Regions from separate parts of the Homo sapiens genome. Here region 2 is linked to region 1. Evidence: chromatin loops called from intact Hi-C (ENCODE). Cell type or tissue: Calu3. All regions are shown on one strand. Each heading gives the region's core, and the rest is flanking DNA. Links, peaks and the distances in the headings are about the cores only. Region 1 overlaps RND3 (Rho family GTPase 3). Region 2 overlaps LINC01818 (long intergenic non-protein coding RNA 1818).

Region 1 (15,630 bases), core at 2,778-10,777:
GGGCAGCAGAATCAGGACTTTGCCGCCGTGTTTTCTGTTGGGGATGGTACACAGACTCGAAACTCTGGAGAAGGTGTTGGTAGACAGAATTCAAGTGGTTCCTTATTTCAGTAGTTCCTATCAGAATTATTTTACAGCCTGGTACTTAATGGGCTCTGATTCCCAGACATATCATGGTATGTATTTGTTATGCCTACTGGATGGCACAGCTGGTGTGGTACCGATAATAAGCACCAGTACTCCCTGCCCCAACCGGCAGCCCTGTTTGGACCTAATGCACGATAAAAATTATTTTGGCACGGGGTGGAGCAGTGTGTCTGAACCAGTCGTTGATACAAAGCTGTGTTTAGATCTTAGCTCCTGGTTACCATGGATTTCTGTGTGCAAATCCCCTATCTCCCTGGGTCTCATTTTCATCATCTGTAAAAAGAGGACACTGAGCTAGATGATGTGCAGGATCTCTCCCAGCTGTACACTTCTTGGCTTTATTACGCTGGACAGGCAGGTCTTTTTGTTTCCCAGGATGTTGGTTGGCTTCAGCTCTTAGTCTTAGGGGATCTGGCATCCCGTGCTGGGGTTTTCACAGCCTGCAAAGCAAGCCAGGTTCTGGGCAGAGCCAGGCTTCCTGGTGGATTTAGGAATGAAACCCATCTGGACAGGGAGGGGGAATGGGTGGGCTTATAGGAATGCTGGGCTATACATTTCCTATCTCAAGCTTCAAGAGTGACAGGACCACCAATGGATATTTCGGAATAGATGCCTAAAGGGCTAAATTGATTCTTTTAGGGGAGAAAAGGCACATTGTTTGATAAAGGCTAGAACATAAACCAAAATGTGGGCAGTTTGTAGTTGGAGGCTGTCCTTCGTATGTGCAGGTAAATACCACTTCAGGTATCTTCATGCATTTAATCAAAACTCTGCAGTTCGTAGACTCTGCACACATAGCACAATGCCTTGCATACAGCAGTTATCCAATAAAATCTGATGAATGAGTAAATGAGTAATGATATGCATAGTTGCCAAGGAGATGAGGTTCCCTGACATTTATTCACACTGAATTACCTGTGCACAAAGAATGGCAACTTTATAAACATTGCCTTTCATCGAATTAAAGATAATCATCTGAAATGAATTTGTAGTGAAATAATCACTTGTCTTTTTATTTAATGAAACCAAAACTTATGTATGTTTAACTAAAATATAAAGGTTTGAAAATGTGATGAAGAAAATTTTGTACTGCAAAATTATCCGGTAATGAAATCTTAGTTAGAATTTAGATTTAAACAAATGGAAAAAAGAGGCATAAGGGAATTATTTAGAATTCCATTATGTTGTTCATGAGGTGAAATGTTAGTTAGTTAAACACAGTCACCAAGCACTGCTTACTTAAATTCTAAGAATAGCCTGTTTCCATCAAAAGTGATTTGTTGTTTATATCTAGCAGGAACCATTGAATCAGCAACTAATTATTTCAAGGATCTTTAACATTTTTCCATTTAATTCCAAGCTTTTCATGGCAAATTTCTGGACAGGACTATTTTTTGGTAAATGTTTGACATTTTCTTTGCCCACTAAAACATTTATTTAGTTCAGATTGTAAAAATAATTGCATATGCCTTATGCCTCTTGATACATTTATTTTTTCCAAAGGCCATCAATATAACTCTGGAGAAAAGATCCCAGCCAAGTCTGTAAAGTTCTAAATGTCAGATAAATTGCACTTTTTATTTCCCTCCTAGAACTTTGTGAAAGAGACTTATATAGGAAAAATTGGGTGTGCCTGACTGCTCTTATATAGGGAGAGATACGGGATGAACATTGTCCTTTGAATGATATTTCCTGTCCTGTTTACCCTCCTAGCAGAAGGGCAACCATTTAGAAGACAGAAACAGTTCCTCTCTTATCTGGCCTCTTTAGTTGGACAGCTTCTCATAAGGGGTCTACTTTTGCCCCCAGCAGTCATGATCATGCATAGGCAAACTCTGCCAATTTGGATGTGAGAAAGACTACCAAGTGAAAGTAGGATATGTGAAGTCTCTTTGCACCAAGAAAAAAAAATAATTTCCTGCTTTTTAAGGCACAGTAACTTAATATTTCCTTCCTTTCTCCCTTTCTCCATCCATCTCTTCCTTTTTTCCCGCATCCACTATAAACAGGCCCTCTGTCAAGACCTTAGAGATACAGTGTTAATTAAGCATGGTCCTGCTCCTAAGAAGCAGACAGTTCAGGTGGGGTAATGGAGAAAAAGAAGCTCTTCTGGTTTAGCGTGTATTTCATTAACAACTCATGATGCACCTAATTTTGTCAGGTCCTTGAACCCCAGTGCCCTTTTCCACTTGGTTGCAATGTTTTTCCTTTGTCAGACATCCTAGGGCTTATAGATCCTCTGGATCCTCTTCAGATAGGAAACAGCTACCCCCGCACCGCCCCCCCCACCCCCGCCCATTGCACACACCAGTTAAAGCAACTACAAAAGGCATTTTGCCAGTCAATTCTTAGGGCTACAGTACTCCAGCCCCCCCAACAAAAGTAAACAAAACCTTTGTAAAAATGCTGTAGGAATCATCTAAAAGAGGGAATTTTTAAGGCCCATAACTTCTTCATTTTCCTAAAAAATATTTTTCATTATAAAATGAACATTCTTAATAGTTGCAGAAATGCTCCCATTGATTTTCAAATTTCACCCAATGAGTTTCTGCCAAACAATGGGTAATAGTTTCAATTGTGAAGTAATAAGTAAGACCAAAGTAATTCTAATATCTTGTGCTTCAAAATTGGCCACATTTGCCAAGCATAGAAGTAATTTGTAGCATGAAGCCAAATGCCTACTAATAATAGAAATGTAGTCATTTAAGGATCACTGTATCTTTTCCTAAGAGATTTGATTGCAGTGTAATTTCAGCACATGTGATTTAGGGAGTAATAATCATTCATTCCAGCTTTTTAACCAAGGCAAGTTAATGCACATTTTATTTAAGGCTTATTATTACTTTTAACATATTCAATTCAGCTGCTAAATTCCCCACAATAACTATGCTATTGCCTCATGAACACTCTTTCGAATCTTGTCATGATCCAAGTTTCTTTTAAGCCCTGAGTGCTAAAGTTAGTACTTCCTATTTTAGTTTTTAGCATTACTAACACTTAAGGTGGTATCCTTTATTTCTTAGAGAAAAAGAGAGGAAAAATATCTTAGTTACCTAATGGCCTTAATATGAGGACAAACTTCTCTATAAACAGAAGTCTATCTAAGCTGTTATATTTAGATTATTGTACATCAAGTATGAAGAATGGTCTTGGTGACAAGCTCTCTAATGAAATATTTCTTAACAGGGATGGAAATGGTTCAGCAGTATTGGAGATTAGTATATAATTAATCCAGAAAAGCAGCTTAAAAGGGGATCACTGCTCTCTCTCTCCCCCTCCCCTTTTTTTTTGGTGATTTAGCATATAAATGAACACATCTAGACAAGACATAAAAATGATTATAAAACCAGTAAACATGGTTTAGTGCTTTCTGTGTGCATACAATCTGCTAGATGCTATGGGAGGAGTACAGAGCTGGGTGAGAGCAGCTTCTGCCCTTAGGTACTCACAGTTTCACCATGTGATAAGACAGACATGGTGAAAACATGAGTGACAATAAAATTTAAAATATTCAGGCTTTCCCAAACTAACAAAAGAAATCAAATGAGAAGCCCGGATTAAGTGTCAGGTGTTTAGGTGAGAGGAGATGCCAGTAGACTGAGATTTGAACAGGGTAAAGACATCCTTCTTCCCTGACAACCTTCTTTGAATACCCACAGGACAAACAGAGGACATAGAAAGACTTCCTCCTGTCTAGTGCTGTAATACCTGTTTATAGGATGGTGAGCCCGGAGGTTCTAAACCTGGATTTTTCAAGGAGCAACAAGATCCAAAGAGTTCTTGAAGGCCACAAGGGCAGCCCAGGCTCCCTAACTCATGACTTAATGGTCATTGAGGCCCACCACAATTCCCTTCCTTTCTAGAAGTTGACTAAGTTCTAAGAAGTTTTTAACGTTTCTTCCACGTGGAAACTCGCTTACATTTAGTGGCTCTCAGATAAAACAAGATTCTGGAAGCTGAGAATTATAACTTAAATTAACGTTCTTGGAGAAAGGAAGAGGTTAAGAATTTATGAAGGAGCCAGAGAAGCATGGATGCTTGGGATTTGAATATCAACTGTGAAATTGCAGGAAACCAAGCATTTCATCAGGTAGTAATGATCCATTGGAGCTTAGGGTTTCAAAACTAGGTTTAATTCTTAACGAGTTTTCACACTGAAACTCTTATGTAAAAGACCTGGGTTAAGGTAAAACAGATAGTTTGTATGGTGGTTTCCAATAAGCAGTACATAAAACTGCATTTGGAGATTTGTCCACCATGCAGTAATTTCCATTTAAACCAAGGAACCTCCTAAAAAGGGGAGGGGGCAGTATGAATGCTCTTTCTAAGTCTACATCTGTCTGTAGATTTTTTTTTTTTAGCCGCATTTAGTGCTGTTTTTTTTCCAATCTGGTTTCTTGCTAAGTTGCACATTTCAATGAAGCATCCAAATTGGTCATTCTGATAACACCCGAAATAACCAGATGTTTCCTCATTAATCCAGTTCTTTTGCATGTAAATATGACACCAAGAACCAATACTTTCTCCAGTTAGCTCATGGTGCCTGGCGGGCTCTGCCAAATGAATTAGTCGTGGCTCAGTCATTTTCTGATGTCCTTTAAATGACTTCTCAGTTGCTACATATTGGTCACTTTCTCAGAGTCTCCCTTGGCAAAGCAAACATTTTATTGACACGGAATGTAGTTGACGCAGAAGTTTGACCAGGTGTTGTGCACATTGGTTTTGAAAAATGAGCCTGATGACATAGTTTGTGGAAAGATGAATTCACTCATGGGATTCTACTCCAAGAAATCTGATTCTTAGATATCATATGAAACAAAAACTTGAATCCATTATCCCTATTTACTTTTAGGCATATTCATATACATATACTCTTTTCCCTAAAGCTCTTGACTTAACCATGGTTCCACTGTCAGTAAAATATTTTGATTCTTACATATTTTTAAGTACCTCAATAAGATTAGGAGTTTAAAGCTAAACTTTATTTAAAGGCCAAACATATCTACCTGTCTGACTTTCTAATTTTGTATCTACATTGCCCCCAGAAATAGAAAATCTTTATTCCATTTTAATAGCAACACATAAATGCCCACAAAATTTTATAAGATCTGTTCATAGTTCCTATTACCTGAATCCATGGAAGAAACAAACATATTCTTCCTGGGAGTGTTTGTTGCATATTTGCAGGCATGGTATTTGTTGTGCAGACTACTTGAAACAAGAACTAAACAGTCTTACACTGAGTCAGATACAAAAGTTCTGCCCAGACTTGATTCACATTCTTGAGATTGCTGCTAATTTAAACCTTTTCCTCTGATTAGAGATGGCATGAGGAAATGCAATCTTGTAATAATTGGGCAGATCATGCCCTCTCACATGTTAGCTGCTGCTGCGTTCAGATGTGCTCATGGTGGTCACTAAATATACCAAAAGTTAATCTACTTTTCTCTGCCAAAAATATGCAATAGCTTTAGCTTACTCTTCTTGGTAAAAATTTCTTAAGGGGGAAAGGGAAGCTTTTCAGATGAAGGTTCAAGTTAAATAAATTATATTTATGAAATATTCAACAAGAAGAGTTTTCAGTTCTCCAACTCCTCTAAAGCCTCACAGTGTTTAAACTGGTACTTTGCAAAAGGTTCCATAAAGCCTTCCTTTTGGGCATGAATCTTCTTACATATACATTTAATTATGTACATATATGGTGTGTTCTATATTTGCGAAAGGGTGACTTCAGCAGGCAGGTATGTGTCTGAAGAATTAGTTTCTGGGTGAGGCACGTTGTGACTATTCTTTGGCTGGAAATTTTGCTCTCACCCAGAATTAATGATCTTGAATACAAAGATGGGTAGATCTGAAATTTCAAAAGCTCTCTAGAACTTTGCTGATGTTTGCCAAACTTGAGCAACTCAGAGAACCCCAAGTGTACACTTGTTCCAATCTACCCCCAGCAAAGCCTTTCAACTATATTTTCTGGGTGAGCGGGGTACACATTTTGCATATATAGTGTAGTTGTTTCTTTACAATATAGAGTTTCCCTAAGTTTTTCCTTCAGAGGTGTGGCAGGTTACTTAAAAAGGACCTTGGAATAGGGTTGCGAGCTTAAAAGTTTCATATAGTACCAGAGAAATGCTGCATCTGAGAATTTCCATATGCATGAAGCCTATTCCACATGCTGAAAAAGAGTTTCATTTGACAAGCCAAACGCAGTCCCTAAATGTTATTGGACTTTAGTGCATTCTTAGGTACTAGAGCACATACTCTGTGTATATCAATACCTACCATGTACTGCAGTTAAAGTTGAATACTTTCATACTTAGTAAAAATTGTTGAGCCCTCCTGCTTGTGCTGTGTTTAGTTCTACAGTTAGCACCTTGGGAGTTTTTCATGTGCATCTTTTAAAAACACCTATAGAAGTTAATTTTTTTTTTTTTTTTTTGCCGTTTGGCTTCACAGGGTGTTGTAAGACTTTTCTGGAGGGATATAGGAGTTAGGGGCAGGTATTGTTCCTGCTTTACCCACTTACTTTCAGCTCCTTCCTTTGGTGTCATTTCTGCCCCTCTTTATTGCTTCTCACTTCACAGAGTCATTTCTGGAATTCCTCTTCCTTTTTTTTTGGCATGCGTTGTCTCACGCATACCTGTGATTCCACCGTGCCCTCTCCAGCTTTGCTTGCCTTACTTCCTTTGTGCAGTCTCTTGGGCTTTATGGGGAAGAAAAGGAAGGATTCCAAGTGCTTAAACACAGAGTAAACACTGTAAAGTTACACAGGAGGTGTTTTTGTGTGTGAGTGTTTTTGTTTTTTGTTTTGCTTTGTTTTTTTTTTTATCCTGAAAGTCCTGCTGAGCTGATGACTTACATCTTTCCTGGTGGGACAGTTCTTGATAATTCTATATCAATATTTTTCACTGTGAATAAATAGAGACAATAGATATTTCTATCTAAGACAAGATAAACTTAACCTATCAAAAATATAGTGAATAAATGGTCTTGTTATTTTAAATAAATTACTCTTGTCATTGGCAGTCAAATTATGCTTATAACTAAGAAATATGGGAATCAGTTTTACTATTACCTTTGGACACTCGTGTTGATCTAAAAGCAGCACTGTTCATTAGCAAAAGTAATAGAATGGGATCAAAGTGTCATCCCTAATTAGATCATGTTAAACCTCTTAAAAATTACCTGTCTACCTCCACAAGCACGGTGGTTTATTTCTCATAAACCTTTGCACTACATATGTATTTTCACTTATACTGTTAACCGGATAAAAACAAAAGCAGATACAAACTTCCCTGAAAATCTGGTTTAACTGGAGAACTCCGTTTCATTTTAAAATCAGGCCAGAGTCTAAATTTTGCAGATATTTAGATATATGCACTAAGCACAGAAGCCAGCCCACTTGATTTTAGTAGGTAGCAGTCTCCAGCAGGTGACTCAGGGCTGAGCACAAAGCCAGATCTCCTTTGTGGCCATAAAATGGGTGGGGGACGGGAAACATAGTCCACAAAGGGGGGAGGGGTATTCCCAGCAGTCATGTGGTGGCCTGAATGTTGAAACCATTCCTCAGGATTTTCCTGGCAGTCTCAATTTTAATTAAACTCTTTTATCCTCTTTGTATTTCTTCAATCGCTTTTCCTAATTTTTTTATTTGGAAAAGATGGTCTCCATTGTCATAGAGCAGTATTACATCTGGAATTAGCAGTGAGTACTCTAACATCATACAAATCGTATCCTGAAAGGAGCTGGTAGGCACCTGGAACAGTTCTCTAAAGATACCAGGTCTGCTTGTACTGGAAGCTCTCCACAGGGAGAGAGTGGTTTTTCCTAATGTGAGTGATTTCTGGGAAAGGAGATCTCTGAAGCCTCGTTAGGTTTCTGACAATCCTAACTGTTGGCAGCTTTGCCTTCCTGGGTCTGGGATCAGGTTGTCTCTCGCGGACTTTGAGGAGTAGAGGAAACTCTCATTTATATGTCCAGTATTTGGAGCTCCACTCTATGATCTAGAATTTTCTGACTGCCTGTTTGGAAAGAGTCATTCAAATGTTTACAGCAGGTGCCGTGCTAGAGTTAGACTTTGGACACAGAAACAGGAAAGGTTCTAGTTGAGAAAGTGTGAACTTCTTAGAACTAATATGGAAATACTAATGTAGCCATAAATAGTGTTCAACCATCTCGTTTCTGATGCCTTTCGAATGTTCAAATGGGTGAACTATTTGTGAATTATTCTCTTCACCTCAGAGTACTTTCAGCGACTGAAAAGGCAGCCACAGCTTGTCATTTTCAGAGACGGCCTCATTCTAATATACCTTCATACTTAAAATGACTTGACTTTTTAAACTCTAAACGCTTTAAGCTTCTGGGAAATATCTTTCAGCTGTCAGCCTCTGCTCTACCAGGGTCCTGGTTCCAGATGTGGGTAGGCAGCTGCTGCAGCTCATGAACAGCTCTGACTTAATTCTCTATTTATTCACACTTTTCTTCCTGATTCTTGTAACATTCTTTTCTTCCTTGCTTAGCAGACACACGTGGCTTGAAGTTGTCACTCTCCATCGTAAAGGAGCTAGAGAAAAAGCTGCACTGTTGCCTGGGGTTCCATAGCAGATGCCAGGGACCCAGAGTGTACTGTGTGAATAGAGGGCGATGCCCCCTGACTATAGTGCCTTTTAGATCACAAGAACAGCCTCCAAGCAAATGTTGTTTTGATAGAAATATAAACAGTGACATTTTTTCTAAAGCTGCTTTTTAAGTCTCTCTTCCTGACTTTGCCTATTGAGGTTTTGATTTATCAAGGGACAACATGTCCTGTTTTTCTGCTCAAAATGGAAAGTGATGTCAAAATGAAATAGACTTTTAAAAAGAGTTTGGTGGTTTAGATTTTCTTTTTCTACTCTGGAGTCAGATACATACGTGTGTATATATTTGCCTAGTAAAATCATTTTCATGTGATGCTTGTGAAATGTCAGCATACGGAAAATGATTTCTTAAACAAGCGGCATTTGGCAGGCTGTATTTAGTTTTCTAGTCAATCATTTCATAACTATAGGCCTCATGTAATTGCCCATCCTTTGGAATTCTTAAAGAAATAGAAGAAACTTCCTTGATTGACTAGAGAGTTCTGTGGTTAAATTAATTGGCTGGTGCCTTGAACCTTTAGGGTACCCTGGACTTAATTCAGGTTAAGATCCTTAGATCATGCCTCAGTGTCACTCTCAGAGATGGGACTCTGTAAAAAAGCGACATGATCCTATACGACATTTATTACATTCTTGATTGTAACAGGAAGAAAATCTATATAGGGTTTGGCGATAAGTTAAAATAAGCAAGCTCAAAGGTCAATGGCCTATGTAAACTTACATCTTGGAGATGGGTAACACTGATGTGGTTTCTCTTTGCATAGTTGAACCCTTCCTCTTCCTCTCTCCCTCATTCACCCCTATCCTGCTGTCAGAATTGATCTTGAGTTTTGGTCTCTTTCCCAAGAAGTAGTTCAGTTTATGGTTCTTGCTACCACTCAGCTTTTAACAGCAGTAATACAACCATAATGCCCATAGTTAATACGTATTGATCCCTTACTAAAAGCCAGGCCCTGCCTGGGTTTACTTAATCTCAGGTATGTATGTTGTCAGCATCTTCATTTTATGAGTGAAGAATCAGAGGCACAGGGTCCTAAAGCTACCTTGCCCCCTCCCTTTTTAGTGGTGGAGGCAGGTTTACACACAAGACCACCTGGCCCCAGGTGCTTCCCTACTTCACCCAGGTAACTTCAGGCCCTAGTCTTTGAACCATACAGATTTCACTTAAGATCCTGGCCCTCTTCTTGAATTTATGTCAGACACATGTGAGGCTTCATTCATCATATATTTCTAAGCAGGCTTTTGTGTGTCTGTTTGAATTCTTTTCCAAGAATTAGGGGAAGTGGGAGTTGGGTCGTGATGTGACAGTCAAAGGACTTAGCCGGAAAGGGTAGAGTTAATGCATGACAGACAAGGGGACTCTCATCTGAAAATTTGTGTGTCTTTGTTTCTTCTCAGGTTCTCCTTACTATGACAATGTCCGCCCCCTCTCTTACCCTGATTCGGATGCTGTGCTGATTTGCTTTGACATCAGTAGACCAGAGACCCTGGACAGTGTCCTCAAAAAGGCAAGTGCTGGGAAATGATGACACACTTCAGTACTGGGTGATGTATAAATAGAAACGTGGGGTTTGTTGGGAAGCTCAAAGACTCTAATCAATTCCCTGCCTTACAATTTGTAATTAAACACTAGAAAGAACCCTTTCACACCAAAATGGGGTTTCCACTTTTTGATGATGAACTTGCTTGAAATTTTATTTCATGAAGCTCTGAAACAAAATACCTTTTAAGGGCCTTCATGTTTGTCCTTTGGGAGAAAAATGGTACAGCTAACAACAGTTATATTTGATTACTATCATATTCATGTGTTCCTTCCTTCTTTCAGTGACTCAACAGATTGCATCTTAGTTTACAGATTTACATTTGACCTCAAGTCAGATAGTGAAAGGAATGCAATAATGGCTATTTTAACAAAGAAGCTGTGTTTTAGTTATGGTGTTATTAGAAACAGAAATGGAACTAGTGTAGGAGGAATAGGGATGTGTCCAATGTGAATTGTCTGATGATCAGGTATCTGTCTAGTAATTATGACCAGGTATCTTTCTAGTAATATGGAAGCAGTGCTTGTAAACATGTTATATATTATAATGTACACATAGTTTATGGAGGCAAAGGTAAGTCAGGTTCCGTAGGAACCTAACTAAGGAAGCTATGGTTGGAAGGAACCAGGGGGAGATCAAGAGGAAGAGGACCTATTACAGGATGGGTCACAGGAACTAGGGAGGCCAGTGGGAGGAAGGGGCGTTTCTTGACCTTCAGCAGTTGAGACTCAGCCTCCAGGTAGTTGTAGAAGGCACATGCCGTGTTAGTCCATGGATCAGCATTTATTAGCCACTAGCTATTTTCTCAGCCCTGGCCTGTGTGCTGTGGGGTTTCAGAATCAGATCCTTGTTGGAGCACTCCCTCTCCTCCACACACTGGCTTCAACACCGGATGTGGCTGAGAGCAAGGCAGTGTCAACTGAGGGGTGACCCATGCAGCCCAGTCTGAGTATGGTATGGATTGAGAAAGACAAACATGCAGGTGTGGCTAGGTTGGTTTTGTTTTTTTCATTTTAATTTTTAGTGGAATTTATTTGTATTTTGTGTGTTTTTATTAGTTTACATTCCCCTATTATATTTGATTGCTTGGCTTGTGTGTCATTGTGAAATCAGGATTTGAAGTATAATAATCCTTCTGTCTCTACTAAATATTACAAACAGAGTTCAATAAAACTCTTAGTAGATCTCTTTCTTAATAGATCAAAGACTCTTTTTTCCTTTTTAGCTCCTTTCAATTTTGAGTAATACATATCTAACACAAATAATGCTAATGCTTGTCAAATCCAGGCAGGAATACACCTTTCCTGTCTTTAATGCTTGTAAACAATTGCTAGACATGCAGAGGGAGGCCAAAGTCATTACACAGCTGAAGAGCAACATAACAACATGTCTAGTTCTGTCTGGAGATAAAAGGGGTTGCTTATTTACTAGAGATTTTACTTGATGTAGTATCAGGCTATGCATAATTTATGATGAAAAGCCTTTCTCCTGTTTTATTTTGCTTTTGTCTTCTAAGACCAAATGAATAGTGACTTTGGGCTTATAGATATTAATGAGTATGTTTTACATTCCTGTGAGGTTTAAGGCTCATGATAACCCCTGCGGTTTGTCTTGATTAATGGAACCCTTTAAGTCCTTCACTATCAAAGAGGAGGTTAGAATGACTTGAAGTAGGGAGGATTTCTTTTTTTTTTTTTTCCAGTTCACCTTCCACTTCTAATGCCAGTGCCACCTAGCATGTGGTAGGTGTTCCTACATAATTCTGAAAGGAGTGAGGGAGAGAGGGAGAGAGGAAGGGAGGGAGGAAAGAAGGAAAGAAGGAAGGAAGGAAGGGAGGGAGGGAGGGAGGAAGGGAGGAATAAGTGGACAAAATGGGCTCTTATGGAAAGTATATTACTCCTTTGAATCCTCTGGTGTAGTTTGCACTAGAGTTCGTTACCCAAAGTACACCCCTAGATTTGGAGATGTCTCCTCTAGTGATCTTTTAAGTTATTCTTGCAGGATGTCCCTCTTATCTAGTGTTATACTTAATACATGACTTCATCACCCCCAGTATTCTGTGAATTTCCTTCCAGAAGACACAGCTATGTCTTAGTCATCATTGTCACTGCCACAGTACTTAGTAGAACACTTACATATTTGTGAATGTGGGTGGGAAGAGTCAGGCGCCACTTCCCCATCTCAGCCTCTCTAGGCCCTGCCCTCAAAGGCCAAAGATCTCCTGTGACCGCCCTGAACTCTTGACTCCCATGCTGTTGCAGAGCTCAAGCTTGAGGAAATGAAGCCACAAAAAGCTGCTTGCTTGTTCTTAAAGAGGACAGTTGGAATTCCAAGCCAGGCATTGCTGAAGGTTCTAATAATTCTTGTTAGATCATGAAACAACTAGACAAATTGGAATAGATTGAAATAGTTTTAAACTAACTTGAAGGCATATGAGCTACAGGACCAGCTGCCTTCCCGATGACCCAAGAGATGTTCCTTTGCAAATGTCATGGTCTGTGTTGATGCAACCATGTGAACAGAAACTCCTTCAAGGCAGGATGTTCTGTTTTATTAACTATCTCAGGTACTTAAAATAGAGCCTCAGCTCGTGGTGGCATGCTTCAGTGTTTCATGATGGGATCAGGGAATGCATACTTGTGCTAGTGTTGCCTCTGCCTTATCCCCAGCCTTCTAGTGAAGGAGGATCAGATCCACACATCGAAGGATGTGGTCACTTGTTAGGATATATAATTATTCTTAAGACACATTTATCTTTAAGAGACACACCAATAATTAAGACATTATTGAAGCTACCTTTGGACAACATCTACCAAGTCTCTTTCAGTAGCAACAGATGAGTCACAGAGAGGGAGAATCAATCATAATATACATAATTATTCTCTAATGCTTAAAAAGTAGTAAAACTTCACATCTGTTCAGGAGATAAATGCAAAGTTTGCTTCTTCATCTCAAGGGACACTCCATTTTTAACATCTTTTCTGAGTTTCATTCTAATGTCAGCCAGTGGAGAAATGGTTTTCATGATATGGATACCGTTACTTTGTTCATTTTTAATCTTTTTTTTTTTTCTTTCATAGTGGAAAGGTGAAATCCAGGAATTTTGTCCAAATACCAAAATGCTCTTGGTCGGCTGCAAGTCTGATCTGCGGACAGATGTTAGTACATTAGTAGAGCTCTCCAATCACAGGCAGACGCCAGTGTCCTATGACCAGGTATGTATGTTGCCCATGTGCAAAACTGGATTTTAGAAAGAGTGAAAGAAATGGACTATCACTCATAATAAATAAAATAAAAAGTAGCTGCTTTTCTAAAGGCTCACCCAGTGGTCAGTTGTGAAATTTAAAATGCTGTCATTTATTAGTGTAATTACATGATATTCGGGTACATAAACAGTTGATATGCTAACCTTGTATATTTCTGCACCTCCCAGTAGGTTTAAAGTTAAATAGGTTTAAGAGAGAATGTGGTCAAAATCAGTAATACTCTTTAAGAGGGGTAATCTGATTTTACAGTCGGCAGTACAATAATAAGGCTGTTGCCAGTAAAGTGGAACACTCCATAACACCATCTTTCAGAGAGTCTTCATTTCTGTAAGCATTTCCCCCAAGTATTTAGAAATGAGAATCAGTTTCAAAAGCTCATTCTCATAAAACCTACAACCAGATTCTAAAGAGAGTTCATGTTGAAATACCAAAATTTTATTAAGAATCATCATTTTAAATACCGCAGTCTTCTTAGTCTTCCATTTCTCATTAGCAAAAAATTTGGTATTTTAAATAAGTAGTTTTGGTTAATGTGCACATGCTTATTGTTGTGTACGTTGGTGGTATGGTTCACACTTAGAAATTACATATGTTGTGTTTCATAAAGTAACAGATGTTACAATAGTATTATTCCTTTCCTCAACGCATTTCGGCCCTAAGTAAGACACAATCACATACATTTCAAAATCGATTTTAAATTTCATTCATTGCCCCTGTTTTTGGTACAACCTAGTCACTAGTCTTGAATGCCATTTACCCTCAAGAAAAGAGAAATGAAGTGCACCATGAGGCGCTGGAACAGGTTCTCAAGGCCACATCGCCACGGCCAGAGCTGTGTGGAAAATGCAGAGTTTATGTTCATGACCTTCAGCTAACTTACTTCACTAGTAAGCTTCTCTGCGCCATTCCATGCTTGCTGTGACCCTGGAAAACCTGAATAACCAGTTAACTCTTGCTTGCAGTTGATAGTGAAGATGAATCACTTCGTTAGCTCCACTCTACACTTCTTTGAATCACCTCATGTTAAGTGTTTGATAACCAGGGTCTTCCTTTGTTAAGATCAGCCTTTAGCATTTATTCAGAGCTCTAACACCTCTAATGAGCCATGAGAGTTGGGCATCTTAGGGATGGGCTCTGGACTGCAAATAGTTATGAAGTAATAAATAAGGCAGTTTACATTTTAACAACTTTTTTTTTTTGCAATGACACTTGGAAAATTCAGTTAACATATCAGCAAACGTTTTGCAATGTGTTATTATTTTGTGGTATTAGAAGATGCTAGCTAACTTTCCCCCAAAGTCTTATTGCTGGTTAAAATCCCTTCTTTTGCTTCTCAGGGGGCAAATATGGCCAAACAGATTGGAGCAGCTACTTATATCGAATGCTCAGCTTTACAGTCGGAAAATAGCGTCAGAGACATTTTTCACGTTGCCACCTTGGCATGTGTAAATAAGACAAATAAAAACGTTAAGCGGAACAAATCACAGAGAGCCACAAAGCGGATTTCACACATGCCTAGCAGACCAGAACTCTCGGCAGTTGCTACGGACTTACGAAAGGACAAAGCGAAGAGCTGCACTGTGATGTGAATCTTTCATTATCTTTAATGAAGACAAAGGAATCTAGTGTAAAAAACAACAGCAAACAAAAAGGTGAAGTCTAAATGAAGTGCACAGCCAAAGTCATGTATACCAGAGGCTTAGGAGGCGTTTGAGAGGATACTCATCTTTTTGGAATCCTGACCTTAGGTTCGGCATGTAGACCAAGTGATGAGAAGTGAATACATGGAAGAGTTTTTAAGTGTGACTTGAAAAATATGCCAAAAAATGAGAGATACAAATGAGCTAGAGGAAGATGAGGGGGGATGCGAGTACCTCCAAGAAGAAAAATCACACTCTGAATGGTGCTTGCATTTTTGGGTTTTTTTTTTTTGTTATAATCTATTCATGGATCTCCACTTTGATTTAATTTTTAAATGTTTTAATCTCCTTTACAAAAAGTATACGTTAATATACCGTCCTCAAGGGGGAACTGGCACTGTGA
Region 2 (15,630 bases), core at 2,712-10,711, 260 kb after region 1:
GGAAGGTTGTCAATACCACCAGACCTGGACTCCATCGCCTTTTTCCCCCTTCCTAATAAATGCTAACATTAGAGATTGCATGCCACCGAACTGAAGGGGTACAAGAAATTCTCCTCTTGGAGTTTTTTTTTCCCCTTTGTAAAAAGGAAATGGCCTCTCCTGATCCTTGAGAAGTAAATGCAATGCTACCAATGAAGACATCTAGCATACACTGAGCATTCCACAAGTAGTAGTTTTTCTTTTCCATTCATCTTTCCTTTCTTTCTACCATCTCTTTCTTCCTTCCTTTTCTTCTTCATGTTTTTCAGTTGGTGTAAACCTAAATTTTAAAACTTCTTTTTAGCCTAAGTGTCACTTTTCATTATTTTATTTTCAAAATAAAATCAGTAAACACTTTTGGTTTACTTCTTATTGTTGTTCCTGAAAACCTAGGCACATAATAAATGACTAAAATCTAATAAATGATAATGGTAAGATATTAAAAAGAGCACCTAATAAATTCAGCCTTTCGGGAAAAAGCAACGTGAGAAATCAAGGGCCATACAAATGGCAGCAATATGCTATTGCAGGAAATATTATTTTATCTGTATTACTAATAACATACTCCAATCAAATTCTTCAAGATTTCCGACAGAAATTCCAAACATCTAACAGACATTTAATCTCTGTTACAAGGCTCTAAAAATATTAGGAAATATACATACAGAAAAGTACATAAAAGCACTTGTATCATTTACCAATAGTTCTAAGACAAACACCCAAACCCATCCAGGATAAGAAATGGAATGTGGTGACACCTAAGAGGCCCCGTCTCTCCTGTGTGTGTACTTCCACAGGCTCTTTCCTCTGTCAAGAGCAACTTTCTCATGACTTTTATAACAATTTCTTTGCTTTTATAAGGCTCTTCTGTATAGCTAAATATACCTTTCATCTTGCAATATATACAATTTTTTTCCTATGTTTCCTCTGCAGTTAGTGTGAAAAAAAGTGAGTTTTCAGACTTATTTTCTCCAAGCTTCTTAACTTCAGTTGCTGTCTTAGTCAGTGTCAGTTACTATAACAAAAATGTATACTGGATGATATAAACAACAACGATTGTTTGACACAGTTTGGGGAAGATGGCAAGTCCAAGGCCAAGGTATTGACAGACCTGGCATCTGGCAAAGGTCCTTTTTTTGGTTTGCAGATGGCCATCTTCTCACTGTATTCTCAGATGTTAGAGAGCAGAGAGGGATTTCCATGTCACCTCCTCTTTATAAGGGCATTAATCACAGCACAAGGGTCCCAGCCTCATTGCCTAATCTAACCCTAATTATCTCCCAAAGGCCCCATCTCCAAGTACCATCACATTAGGAGTTAGGATTTCACCATATGAATTTGGAGAGAGGAGGCATAAATATTCAGTGCGTAACAGTCCCTTTAGTTTTTTTCTCTTACTCAGTTTGGGAATCTCAGTGGTTCAAAATCACCAGCATAGACTATCACTATTAAATAGTCTTTTGTTTTTCTTCCCATTTGTTTTATTATATCCTCCCCCAGATGCCAAGAACCTTAGGGACATCGATGGTAGTAGGGATCATTTCCAGACTGAACCTTGCTATATTCATGGATGGCTTTAATTACAGATTAAAATAGTTTAAATAACAACCCAGAAAATGGGCGAGTAAAAACATTAAAGGATATTTCCCACCTACTGATATCTGAGATTCCTATCTCCCATTTTCTTTCTGTGCCGTAATAACTGGTAATCACCAGAGGTACAAGAAGAGACAAGATAACAAGGTGGGTGTTTTATGAGAAAACTTATCACAGGAGTGCTGCTGGGAATCCCTGAAATCTCCAGTCCTTAGAAGAATCTTTACTTCAAAGACAGCTTTATACCATCAAAGTAGAAGAGATAGAGACAGGAGGCAGCCAAGGGTCCCCCTCCCTTGCAAAACCCCCTACTTCAAGCCTAAAACAGCCTGAAGGCTGAAAAACTGGACTGCCCCTTCCAGATGAAGCCTGCCCTTTCCCGACTGATTCTTTCTGAATAGTGCCCACCTGCACACTGGGAGGACGGGGTGGGGCCTCAGGAAGTTCACACCATTTGCAGAGGGGAGGAGCCTGGTCTCTCCTGTTCTTGGGTGGTGACCTGGGGTTCAATCTGTGAGATGGGGGCCTGCTAACTGGAACCCCTCTTGCTTTGCTGAGTTTTTTTCCTTTTCGCTCAATTAATTCCATTCCCCCTCACCCTTCAAAGTGTGTGCAAGCCTAATCTTTCCTGGTTGTGTGACAAGAACACAGTTTTTTCTACAGCAAAAGTGTTTGCAGAAAAATTCACAGTATTATTTATTAAAGAGACACTGTACTTTCTTCCCCAAAGTTAAAGTAATAAAGGCAAGGATAAGCAACAGTATTCTTTTTCCTGAAGTTAAGAAGAGATTGCTGATTTGAGCCAGTGGAGATGGCCCTGCTGCCCGCCACCTCCCCCATCTGCTCCCACTGCTGGGGGCTGTGCACTCTAGACAGTGGATACTAGAGCATCATTTCCTGAAGCCTGGAGGGAAGGCAGAATGGTTGACAAGAGGCCAAACAGGCACCTGCAGAAGATGTGGTGATGCAGGAGTCCAAAGAGGAGTCTTCACCCAAGCACCTGCCCCAGGAGGCCAACCAAGGCCCCCTGCCCTGGTGGAAGTGAATGTTGTCCCACATCCAGGTCCTCTAATGCTCTCCCAGTCATCCCCTAGTACCAGGTTGGGCCCCCTACCCAACTCTAACCCAACACCTCTAGTGATTAAAGCTGCCGGCTCCACCTCCCATGGGGCAGGCTCCTACAGAAGCCAGACATAATCACTGGGACTCAGGCACACTGAGGCCAGGCCCTGATCCTGCCTGCTTCCCCTTCCTGCCAACTTATTATTTAATAGAAATATTGTTCAATAATAAACAAAAATGTTGCGAAGTCCTTTTCAGGAAGTGACCAGATTCAGGTCACTCAGGTCAAGCCTAGTGGCCTGAGTGACCTGAGGTCTAGTCACTACTACATGGCGTTATGACCTTGGGTAAGTTTTCTCATCTATAAAATGGGCAGTTTTGGCTAGATAATCTCTAAGATACCTTTAAATCAAAAAATTATAGCCTATTAGTAGATAGTGGATATTCAGGATCCTAAAATAGAGATCTTGTTTTTCATGAGTTTGATATTGGATTTTTATAGTGAAGGATAGAAAAAATTAATAAAAAGCAATCAAGATTATTTTTTAGAAGAATGGAAACTTTAGGAATAATCAAATCACACTGATCAAACAAAAAACAGCAAGCAAACATATAACACATTCAAACTTATCCCCACTTATATTTTTATTGTATATGGATTATTTAGGAGTTCCCAAATATTTCAGCATTGTAAGTTGATACGGGGTGGAAATAAACATTTTCTTCAGCATCTACTATGTAGGAGGAATTGTGTGCTAAGGTATTTGTCTTCATAGTAAGACTGTAAAGGTAACGGCATTCCCTTTTGGAGATGTGGAAGCTGAAGCTCAGCTAGTTAAAATAAATTATCTAGTGATCTATGGCAGAAGTTCTCAAAGTGCCTCATTCCCCACCCTAATATCACTGGCATCACCTAGACATTTGATAGAATTGTAAGTTCTCAGGCTCCACCCAGACCTACTCAATCACAGACTCTGAGGGTGGGGCCAGAGATGACTTTTTAACCAGACCTCCAGCTAACCTTGGAAACCACCAGTCAAGGGAGTTAAGAAACTAGGAATCAATCTGATATCCTAACTTGAACTCTCCACTACCCACAATTATTACAGAATTCCAATTTGCCCAACTCATTTCTGATTGCTTTTCTTCATACTGCTTTCAAAGGTTATTTTGCAGGTGGGGAATATTGCAATCCCTTTTTTTTTTTTTTTTTCAGATTCATTGGAGGTAGATGAGAGACTTGAAACAGAATCATTTCAAGTTTGGGAGTCAAAAGGAAAAGTGACAATTTTCAAGCAGACACATGACAATAATGTATACAATATTAACATATTATGTCTGTGTGTGAGGAATGAACTGGATGATCTGTGAGTTCTCCCTCATCCTAGGAGTTTACGGATTTGATTTTACCAGTGGCTTATAACTCCTTTATATCTACAAATTTGTATCAGCATGTTTCTTCCAAGATGTAGATTTGGGAATATCATACATTTTTTTTTTACACACAAATCTTCATAGAGCTTTATTTGTAATAGCCAAAACCTGAGAACAATCCAAATGCCCTTCAATGGGTATACAGTTAAACAAACTGTGGTACATCCACACCATGGAATACTACTCAGTAATAAAAAAGAATGAACTAGTGACACACACAACAACTTGGATAGACCTCATGGGAATTATGCTGAGTGAAAAAGCCAACTGGAAAAGTTACATATTATATAACACGTTTATATATCATTCTTGAAACAATAAAAATTATGAAGATGGAAAGCAGGTTAGTGGCTGCCAGGGATTAGAGACTGGGGATGGGGGTAGGGAGGGAGCTACGTGGCTGTCAATAGCATGATGTAGTCTTGTGAACAAACTATCTGTATCTTGACTGTGGTAGTCACATGAATCTACATATGTAATAAAATTACATAGAACTAATTACACACATACATATATAATTGCATGCTTTCAAAACTGGTGAAATCTTAAGTTGATGGATTGTCTCAGTGTCAACTTCTTGATTGTAATGTTATGCTACAGCTAAGCAAGATGTCACTATTGAGGTAAACTGAGTAAAGGGTACACAGAATCTCTGTATTATATCTTACAGTTATATCTTAACTGTTTCTAAATCAATGATTATCTGAAAATTTAAAAAAATGACAAGGAAGTTCAGAAAAAAAGAGTATATTACATCCACTTGAGGAAGTCAAGAAAGGCTTTGGTGAGGAGGCAACATTTGAACTACACTATAGATCTTGATATAATCCAGTCACTCTATGGTTAATAAGGTTTATCATTTTTTTAAATTGAAGTGAAAAGTTAGAATAAACCCTCACAGTGACAGACCACCTTGACAAATATGTTTTGGAATGATCCCAATGAAATTTTTTTTGTAGAATCAGAATTGTTTAAAAAACTAGCACAGAGAATATGTTACAATTTTAAAATCTCACAGATGCAATTAAAGTGAGAGAAGGTTTTACTTATTTTACTTACTTCCCCACCTCCAATCCCACCGCAATGCTTAGCCGTAGGTGATTAACAATATTTACTGGACAAATAAAGTTAGATCCTGGAATTATTTGGCAATTTTCCTTTAGCTTTAAATTTTATGTGTGTTGATGTAAAATTAACCTACATGAGGTTGAAACCATAAGACAGTTTATAATAGCTTTGCCATAGAATTACATTTGTAAACAAGGAAGATTTGACCTCAACGTTATAGTACTTGCCACTTGCCAAGGTCTTAATAAGATGTACTTTTCCTTTCTATTCTGCTTTCAGAATACAAATTCACATGTTTCTTATCCTTTCTCTGTCTTTTTCCTATACGGGAAATTGAGGAGAATACTGATCAAATTCTTCAGTCCTGTGGATAACAGACTAGACAGAAATGTGGTGATGAGGTCCTCAGTTAGTCCTACACATTCATAATAGAGTTTCATCCTCATTGCCCTGAGGTGATGTCAAATTCTCACTGGCTTTACAAGAACTAAAGTTCAGGTAGGTGTAGGCTGTAAGTGTTGACTGTGTTCACACTTTTAGGGATGATGAAATTTGCCATTTTTCTTCCAGAAATGTTTTTCTGAGGCAAAACAGTTTTATCTAGAATTTGGAGCTGTCTGAAATCATTTTTTATTTACTGAAATATGTTACTTGACTCGGAAGTTTCTCTTAGACTAGTACATACTCTAACTCAGCCTTGTTATTGAGTTCATTAACTGCTGTCTTTCTTTCTGTGAAGCTGTCAGTTCTGGAGAATAGGACATTTGGGTTAAGCATGGCGTGGGGGGCTCGTTACATGAGCAATTACTTTACACAAAATGTATAATTTAGTGTTTTTTTTAATTTAGAGGGAGTTTGCAAACTTATAAGGCTGCAAACTATCACAATCTTTATTTCCTGTGTGCAACACAATATGTAATTGTGGTGTTTTTTGTTTTTTTTTTTTTTTTTTGAGATGGAGTCTCACTCTCTCGCCCAGGCTGGAGTGCAGTGGCACGATCTCGGCTCACTGCAAGCTCCGCCTCCCAGGTTCACGCCATTCTCCTGCCTCAGCCTCCCGAGTAGCTGGGACTACAGGAGCCCGCCACCACGCTCAGCTAATTATTTTGTATTTTTAGTAAAGACAGGTTTCACCATGTTAGCCAGGAAGGTCTCTATCTCCTGGCCTCGTGATCCACCTGTCTCGGCCTCCCAAAGTGCTGGGATTACAGGCGTGAGCCACCGCGCCCGGCCAATATTTTTATTATTCAATATCTCTTGGGATTTTTTGTATTATACATACGTGAAATTTATTTAGAGGATTCAATAAGATATTCATTATAGAAAATCACAAAAGAACTATTATTTAATCAGCCAATGTGGTTAAAGATTATAATGCAAACTGCACCTAAACATTTAGCATTGGCTGATTGGCATACTGGACAAACAAACATTGGTTCAAATCCCAGTTAGTTCGAACACTTACCAACTGTTAAGTTATTTAGCCTTTGAGCACCACTTTTCACTCCCATGAAATGGAGATGTAAATAAAGCCTATGCATGCATAGCATTTGTGAGACAATTAAATTAGACAGTCCATGTAATATACTAGCCCAGTGCTTCACACATGGTTAGGATTCAATAGATGGTAGTCATTATTCTTACTAGTTTATATATAGTGTGACATAAGGAAGCACTAGAATACTAAAATATTCAAACCTAAATATATGACTAAAAGGCAGCCCAGTGAACTCCCAGTGTAAATTAAAAATAATCCCAGAATATTAGAATGGTGCTTGAGCTAGCAAGGAAGTCTCTACTGCTCATCTTAGGGTTGTGTGGTTCCTGTCTACCAAGAACTTACCTGAAACTAAGAGAAATCCGGGGAATGAGGAAGGACTGTTGTTGTTTCTTTATAGTTTAAGGAAAGTAACACTTCTAAAAAGAACACAGAAACAGAGGGCTCCCAGCTGTGAGGAATTCCCTCCCTGGTTTAAAAGGTCATTGACTGTTTGCAAAAGGAGTTGTTAGATACTGTTTGCACAGTGCAAATCAAAAGGAATTGGGAGCAAGTCCATAGGTTAATGAGACATTAGCCAGCCTTATGATGTGAAATAGGAAATGCACTTTCCCCTTCCATCCTCAATTTCCCACCAACTTTTATGTAAATAAGTGACTTAGTCAGACAAGGAGTCTCAAAAGCAGGCAACTGGGCAGAGAAAATCTTATCTTGGATTTTCCAAGGGGCATCCATTGCACTATTAAAATTAATACTATTTCTTGGTGAGGCCAATTTAATGCATCATTGCTTCTAATTGTGTGCATAACAGACACCTCTTTGAACATTTAGACTGGGATGTAAATAAATGTTAGCATTCACACATTCACACATCTAATTAATTTTCACCAGAAAATTCATTACAATAACATGCCATACAGACTTACCTTCATTAACTGTTATGGAGCCCTTCATAAAGCAATGTTTCCTGAAATATTATATATTGGGCAGTGGCAGTACAGCAGGCTGAAAAAGAAATAACAAAAAGCTGTCTTAAAAGAAAAATTCTAGAAACTTTACATGGATTTGTAATTTAAGCTTTACTTGCTTTGTTTATAGGAAAAGATATAGCACATTAGAGTTTGTAGGCAAACTTCTAGAAAACCTGCAGTTTTAGATTCATCTAAATCTCACAAACATGGTATAATTTTTAGCCTTGCTCTGAATGTTTACTACATCTCCAAAATTCCAAGAACTCTGTTGAAATTTTATCTTTAAATTTGTTTTTCTTTTAACTTTGTGCAATGTTTCTTTAAACCACATCTTAGTGGTTATGCCTTAGAAGACTACGAGCTAAAATAAAACCCCGAAATGGTTTAGCATCCTAAGAATACATGCAATTTCAGATTTCAAGTCTAAGCCATGATGTTGAGCATGGCCATCTCCTCTGGGTAGAAGACTGTCCTTGACAAAGGTTCAATTAAGATATGGATGTAAAATATATACCATGCAATGAAAATGGAGAGACTGAATGTCATGGCCTAGCTGAGAGAAAGGGGGATGTCTTAAATTCAGGCTTCTCCTGAATGTTATAGAAGTTATTCTTTAAAAAAATTAATTTCACATTAAATTTGGAGCCATTTTCACTGAATGTAATCTAAGTTGTGGGTCTTAAATTAGTTGTTTTTCTTAATGAATCATAGTCATTCTTTTCTGTAAAAATTCAAATTTCCTGCTCTACACAGAGTTTAGAAAAATCTCTGGATATTCCTTAAGCATCATTTTAAGTCCTTCATCAAGCATTTATTTATAAAAATAGCACCGTACAATTATTTTGTGCTTTTTACATTAAAACATTTTCATATGCATTATTATGTTTTATTAAGTTCAATAGAGGGTCAAGCATTGAGCAGGAAAGAAAGAAAAGAACTAACTGCTTTTCCTATCAGCATTTATGGGCAGAGAAACTCTTACTTGGATTTTCCAAGGGAGCTTCTGTTGCACTACTCAAATTAATACTATTTCTCGGTGAGGCCAATTTAATGCCTCACCAAGGTATGGAGAAACAAAACATACCTTCTACTAGATAATACTAGACCATATATAATCAAGGCAGACAGTGTGTGATAATCCTGTTTTCTTTGTAGAAATAGAAAACATTCTTCTTTGCTTACTAGAAGCATATGAGGTCCCATATTCAGCACCATTCCAGCACAATATTGAGCAAATTATAGTTCTCACGTTTGAAGCAGCAGCTGCCTTTAGCTGGCTGATTACTGGACAGAAGGATTAAGTATCATATTGCACATGCCTGTCTTATAATAGGCTCTTAAATGTTTGTGTTCATGTATTCATTCCACAAATCTTAGTGACAGAGCAAGTTTTTCCTGAGAAAGTGAGATTTGAGTCCAGATGTGAAGATGTGGACTATGTGAATAGGATGATCAAGCAAGTGTGGTGTGAGGAAGTTTTTCTAACAGAGGGAAGGGCGTGTGCAGAAACCCACAGTGGGAGGGAGCATGATTCTGCCCTGACCCAGAAGGAAAGTCAGCGGCTGGATGCAAAACTTTCTGGGCAGAGGGGCCCCAGGCTAGGCTCCACCAGTAAGGCAGTCACGTGGGGTTTTGGTGCCATTAGAAAACTAGATCTTCATGCAGTGAGTGAGCAGAAGCTACTGAAAGGTCTTAAGCAAAGGAAAGACATATTTAAAAGATCTTTGCTGTGAATCTTAATCTTTTCTAGGTCCTTGTCTTAGTCTGTTCAGGCCACTAAACTACAATACCACAGACTGGGTGGCTTATAAACAAGAGAAATTTATTTCTCACATTCCACCCACTGGAAGTCCCAGATTCCAGAGTGTCAGGCATGGCTGGGTTCTAGTGAGGTCCAGTTTCCTGGTTCATCTTCTTGTTGTGTCCTCGCATGGAGGAAGGGGCAAAAATTTCCCTTGGGCTTCTTTTACAAGGGGACTAATCCATGCGTAAGAGCTCCACCTTCATGATTTAATTTCCTTCCCAAAGCCTGCTCTCCTAATATCGTAACATTGGGGGAGGAGATTTCAACATATGAATCTGGGGGTACACAAATATTCAGACCATAGCAGCCACTAAAAGAGAAGCACAAAATTATAAAAACATTTTAAAATAGCTTTCACTGGTCCAGCACAGTGGCTCACATCTATAATTCCAGCACTTTGAGAGGCAGAGGTGGGAGGACTCTTTGAGGTCATGAGTCTGAGACTAGCCTGGGCAACGAGAGAGACACCTGCTCTACAAAAAATAAGAAAAAATATTAGCCGGATGTGGTGGGTACTTGCCTGTAGTCCCAGCTACTTGGGAGGCTGAGACAGGAGGATTGTTTACACTCAGGAGTTTGAGACCACAGTGAGCTATAATTGTGCCACTGCACTCCAGCATGGACAACAGAAAAGACTTCGACTCTTAAAAAGAAAAAAAAAAAAGCTCTTATTGATTTTTTTCTTTTTAAAATATTTATTAAATGAAATAGATACAGTTCTCAGAATAGTACCTGGCCATAGTGGTTCAACTGCCAACTCAAATTGTCTTGGAAAATGTAGCAAGTTTCCAGTGACAGAGATCTCCAATCTTACTGCTTAAGTTAAACAAATGTCCATTATTTAAACTGGGCTAAAGAGATGGTTTAAATTACTGTATTTGGTGTCAAAAAACAGACTGTTTTCAACATGTGGAGAGTCAATACATCATGATCTTTTTATATCCCATTAGTTTTCCAATGTTTTCAGTACTATATTTTCCCTTGAATAGAAGAGCTCCATTTACACAATAACAGATATTTCACAATTGCAGAAATGTGAATTGCAACTTTCTTAAAACTTGGCTATAATAAAGTTTACATTTCACATGTACACTATTAAAGATAATTTTGAAGACTGTTAGACTAACAGTAGCAATAACTTTCAAAAGATGTTTGAGGACTTTTTTGTGTAACTTGACAAGGGCATATCTTAAAGAGGAAAGAATGTCTTCAAGGCTAACCAGGCATCTGAATGATAAAGTAAATGAAAAACTGTGACTCATGAAAAGAAATGTTTCTAAAATCTAAAGTAAGGTTTGTCCAACTCTCATAGTAATCTTAGCCAATCAAAGGTTGCCAATTCTTTGTTAGATGCAACATCTTAGACAGTGGTTCTCACCAGCATTTTTGCAAGCATTAGAAACAAATTCCAAGGCTCTACCTCAGACCTCTTTAATCAGCAAACTCTGGGGTACAGCCTGAGAATTAACAAAAGTGTATGTTAAAAAGCCCTCCAGGTTCTCAAGTTTAAGAACCATTAGCCTAGCAGAAAATATATCCTTCAGAAACCATATCATCAGCTGCTCAAGTCCTACTTTACTGAAATAGCTTTTAGTATTACAAAAGATAAAGAGGGAAACATTATAGCCCAGAACCATTTCCCTCCTCTTGCCTAATAGAACCCTTCTCTGAATGGCCAGTATGCTTCAGGGAAATCTGGTGGGTCCCTGCTGCAGAGATGGACCCTGATTAGGCTAAACCAATGATGGCAATCCCAGCCCCTTACTTGGGAATGGTTCAGAGATATTGTAGGTCTGAACCAATCTGAGCTATTGAAATCCATACAAGATGGTTTACTGTTTGGGCAAGGAATTTCATGATTCTTAAGAGCCAAAGGAAGCTATTTGTCTCTTCCACTGCAAGAAAACATAGATGCTACCCGCAGACATCCATGAGCTTAGGAGAAGCAGCCAGAAGATGAAATGGGCACACCATGGGTTGTACAGAGTTGAATGTCTGAAAGGACCCTCTTGATGACATTATGCCCACTGGATTAGCTCCCCGTGAACAGCCTTATGTCAGGCTTTCCTGTAATATATCTCAATGCCCTTCCTCACTGTTGAAGACAGCTACAGATGCAGCTTGCAACCAAAAGCGTCTTAACATATTAGATCTTCCCTAATAAACAACGAGCCACCCAGAGACATGGGTCATGGATTTAATTTTCTTTATATCCTGAGAGTCCAGATCAACACCTGGCAGATAGTGACTGCCTAACAGACTTTTGTTGAAAGAATAAAAAACGGAATACATTTACATTTTGTAAGGATATTCTACTTACCAGAGCATCCAAAGAGGTAGAAATGTAATAGGATTACTTTAGAAATAGTTTTCTTCAGAATGCATTTATTTTGTGCTAGTTTTCAAACAGATTGGCATTGAAAACTGTAATGAGGAGGCCTTTCATCTGGGATAGAAAAAAATAGGTCTACCTATGTTTTACTTTTAATAGGTTAAAACTTGAACATAAGATGAAAATAACCACTGCTTTTAATCGTTAAGAATGTGTTCCTAATAAACCTACAACTTAAGAAACACGAACAACTCCCTGCTTTGCCATCAATTCCATTACTCACTTTCAGTTTTTCCTTTCTTTTCTTGGCAGATGCTCTTAATTGCTCACAAGTATGGATAAGAAGTGATTATAAATTTCAGATGTAATAACATCAGAGAAAAGGAGAAACAGACTGAACTGCTCTATCACTTAAGGGTTTTTTGTGGCTTCATTTTTCCTTTCTACCCTTTCTTATGTTAGTAAAAATCTCCAAATTTGAGTGATCTCTACCTAGCTACTCTTGTGTGCTATGGGGCCCTTCCCAGGGCAGATAGAGAATAAAAGACTTGAGCCCTCCCTAGAGTGGCCCCGATAAGGTCACGCAGGGGTAGGGCTGAGACTGAAACCCACCTCCTCATCTCTGGAAAACCAGACCCCCAGGTCCTTCAAACAGCGAGGTGGCATCGATTACTCCAGTGAGCGTGTAAACAGCACTTGGCATATCGCAGTCATGACTTTTAGGCTCAAAATTTTGTCTACGTACCAAATACGCCCAAAATGGTGAGTTTTCCCCTTTTGATAAGATGTGACTCTAATGCTTCCTGAATTGAAATTTCAGCTTAATTTCCACTACAAATGGCAAACCTTGTTATTCTAATACTTTCGCTCCTCCTTAGCCACATGTGATTTCAATACCACTTAGCAGTGAAATTATTCCTTAAATGTGTAGGTATAATAAGAAGTTGCTTTTTTGGGTTTAATTACATTAATCAGTAAATAAAGCACACTTTCACTACTTGAGAGCAGTGGAGTGTAATGGTTTTGGGGAACGATTCCCATCTTGAGCTCTCTTCCCTATTTACACCTGTCCATTATCCCTTTTTGTTAGGAGCTCCTTTAGAGTGTTTACCTCACGTCCCTTTACAGCATTTTAAACTCAAGCATATTAAGATGTGAATGTATGAAAGTTTACATGGCCATTTTGCGTGTGCATGGGTGAGGTCCATTTGCATTTTAAAGGGGTGAAGCCCTTTCTGCAGAACTTCTAGCATTTGCAATCTGACAAAGGAGCTAACGGAGACAGGGGTGGCTGTACTCTCTTGAGTCTGCTGAACAGTCTTGGGCACATTTTCACCCAGCCACGAGGCTGCCCTTTGGGATGACATACCTCACTAAAAATAAAATGAAAACACTCAATGGCAATGAAGACAGGATCAAGATTTACATATTTGGGACATGATGAAATAGGAAGGCAATTTAAATTTCGCCAGTGTTATTACACTTATTGTTAGACACCTAAAAGCAAAGCTGAGTTCTACCAGTTGCAAATACAGCTGCCCTCCAAGCAAGTGAGAACTCTTCCTTTCTCATGGATTGTTCTGGGAGTTAGTCAAGACTGGCTGATAAACCTTCATGTGTTCTCTATAAAGAGTTGTTTACTATGAATGATTGTGTGAAGAGCTGCCACCCCAGGCTAATCAGGGGGGGCTTCTTACCTTCACCACACCCCACTATTCTATAAGACACCAGGGTCATACATGCACTGCAACTGTCTTGCTCTGTGTGTCACACCTGAACCACTGAAAATGTAAGAATCTAAGTGCTCCCAGTAAACCCAATGACTTTGACTACACACCAGCAGTACAGTGGGCCTGTTAGCCATAAGCCAATTAAGGCAATTAGTGCTATTTAATGTGAAATGTTCTCCAATACCCACACTGGCAGGAATATTAAAAAATACAAGCACCAAGAATTCTGATTTATTTTCCTGTTGCTCGGGCCAGCTGCTGAGTGCCAAGCAGCACTGTATGTGCTCCTGGCATAACTTGATTAATAATCTTGGCAAACAAAGAATCCTTCAACAAATAGCAGTAGCCTTTTGATTATATCGTGCCAGAGATAATAATTGCTTCAAATTGACTGTAGTGGAGTCTATTTGCTCATGCATAATGAAAAAAAAAGATCATATAACAGCTTGATTACAAAAATGAACGACATGCTGGAAACCTACCAAGAATTCTCCCAAATTGGATATTTTAATTGTTTTACCTCACTTTCTGATCCAGCCCAAATTCATTTAAGAAAAATTTTACATACCAAAATCTCTATGAAACAGGGAGATTTCCAAGCCTACTGGCAATAATTCATTGAGTTAATGAATGTGAAAATGTTTTTTTAAGCTATATAAAAATACATTATTATTATTATTGGAACAATATTTAATTCATCAAAATTCCAGTATACTGAAAAGTTTAAATTGGTTCTTACAAGTCTGGAAAAGGAGACTTGACCTGTCCTTTCTGTTAGAAATGGGAATTGTGCAGACTACATCTTTGCATGTAGGTATTCTACAATTATTTCAATTTAAATATGGATTGTGCTTAGTAATGAAAATATGGAAGTGTGCCTTTGATTATTGCCACTAATCTCAGTCACCATTTGCTGAGCAACTACTGTTTCAAACACTGGGCTATGCAGTTAACGAATATTATCCAATTTAATCTTCACAACAATCCTATCAGATATTCTTTCCACACTTTGCACATAGTAGGTACAAGATAAAGATTTGTTGCATGAATAGAGTTAAGATACTTCCTTGCATCACAAGCAGGTGGACCACCATTTCAATCAACCTCAGTGCTCTTTCAGTAGCTTTTCTCTGAAATCCCTTGTCTATGCTTATTTTTTTCCTTTTCAGGAGTGACACTTTAAAGATTCTAAGTTCTAATGGTCCCCAAATGGGGCTAAGTGCAACCATACTAGGAATTCCTCCAGGTACATGTTCTTCAGGCATCCAGGCAATGTGAAATCTTCTGAATGTACCACTAACACCTATAGGTAATGACAATGGCTAATTGTCCTCAAGACTCAGCAGAAGGAACTGCTCTGGTGACATTTCAGACATGCTCAATGTGAGGCTGCCAACACAACAAAGGACCTGATGGCAGAAGACAAGTCAGCTGGGACACAGTTTGAATTTAGCTAAAAGGATCCAACACTCTTGCCCAAACAATTTTCTGGTTTTTTCTTTTTCTTTCTTTCTTTTTTTTTTTTTTTTTTTTTTTGAGTTGGAGTCTCGCTCTTGTCGCCCAGGCTGGAGTGCAGCAGCATGATGTCGGCTCACTGCAACCTCCACCTCCCAGGTTCAAGCAATTCTCCTGCCTCACCCTCCCGAGTAGCTGAGATTACAGGGGCCCACCACCACCCCCGGCTAATTTTTTTTTTTTCTGTATTTTTAGTAGACAAAGGGTTTCTCCATATTGGCCAGGCTGGTCTTGAACTCCTGACCCCATGTGATTCACCTGCCTCGGCCTCTCAAAGTGCTGGGATTACAGGCGTGAGCTACCGTACCCAGACCCAAACAATTTTCTTAATGAACATTCTACTTAGAAAAGTCTGTCATTTTGAATTTTCCACATTTGTGACAGATTGACCCACATTCTTAATGCTGATCATGGCCAGTCCTAGGTCACATTTTGAAGGGAATTAGGTTTCCCTATGGCATCTTCTCTACACCGTTTCAGCACCCCATTTTCTCTCCACCTGCTACAAACACCACCTCACCCCCATCTATTACCTTAGCAGCCTACCTTTATTAAAAACGAAATTAAAATATTTATTTCAA

What was found. A loop is a pair of places that touch in the nucleus more often than their neighbours do. Peaks named below come from ENCODE experiments on the same cell type or tissue, not always from the same donor. Only the 100,000 strongest peaks of a DNase experiment are listed, where the experiment ranks them.
Region 2: a loop joins it to region 1, with 6 times the contacts of the local background. A loop is called at or near these places in 3 of 110 quality-filtered maps.

The regions. Positions count from the first base shown.
Region 1 is chr2:150,469,533-150,485,162 of GRCh38, reverse strand. It overlaps RND3 (Rho family GTPase 3), which reads left to right. Exons shown (of 6, transcript NM_005168.5): 4 at 10,179-10,288; 5 at 13,402-13,536; 6 at 14,925-15,630. The coding sequence ends at 15,176. Among named protein-coding and RNA genes, the nearest start is that of RND3, 10 kb to the left of the region's middle. RefSeq lists a silencer at 6,654-6,948. In Calu3, for the core only: no CTCF peak of the experiment used is centred there; DNase peaks (open chromatin) are centred at 4,795, 5,919 and 7,639.
Region 2 is chr2:150,206,406-150,222,035 of GRCh38, reverse strand. It overlaps LINC01818 (long intergenic non-protein coding RNA 1818), which reads right to left. Exons shown (of 4, transcript NR_187172.1): 2 at 7,624-7,702. Among named protein-coding and RNA genes, the nearest start is that of LINC01817, 43 kb to the left of the region's middle. In Calu3, for the core only: no CTCF peak of the experiment used is centred there; DNase peaks (open chromatin) are centred at 3,695 and 7,185.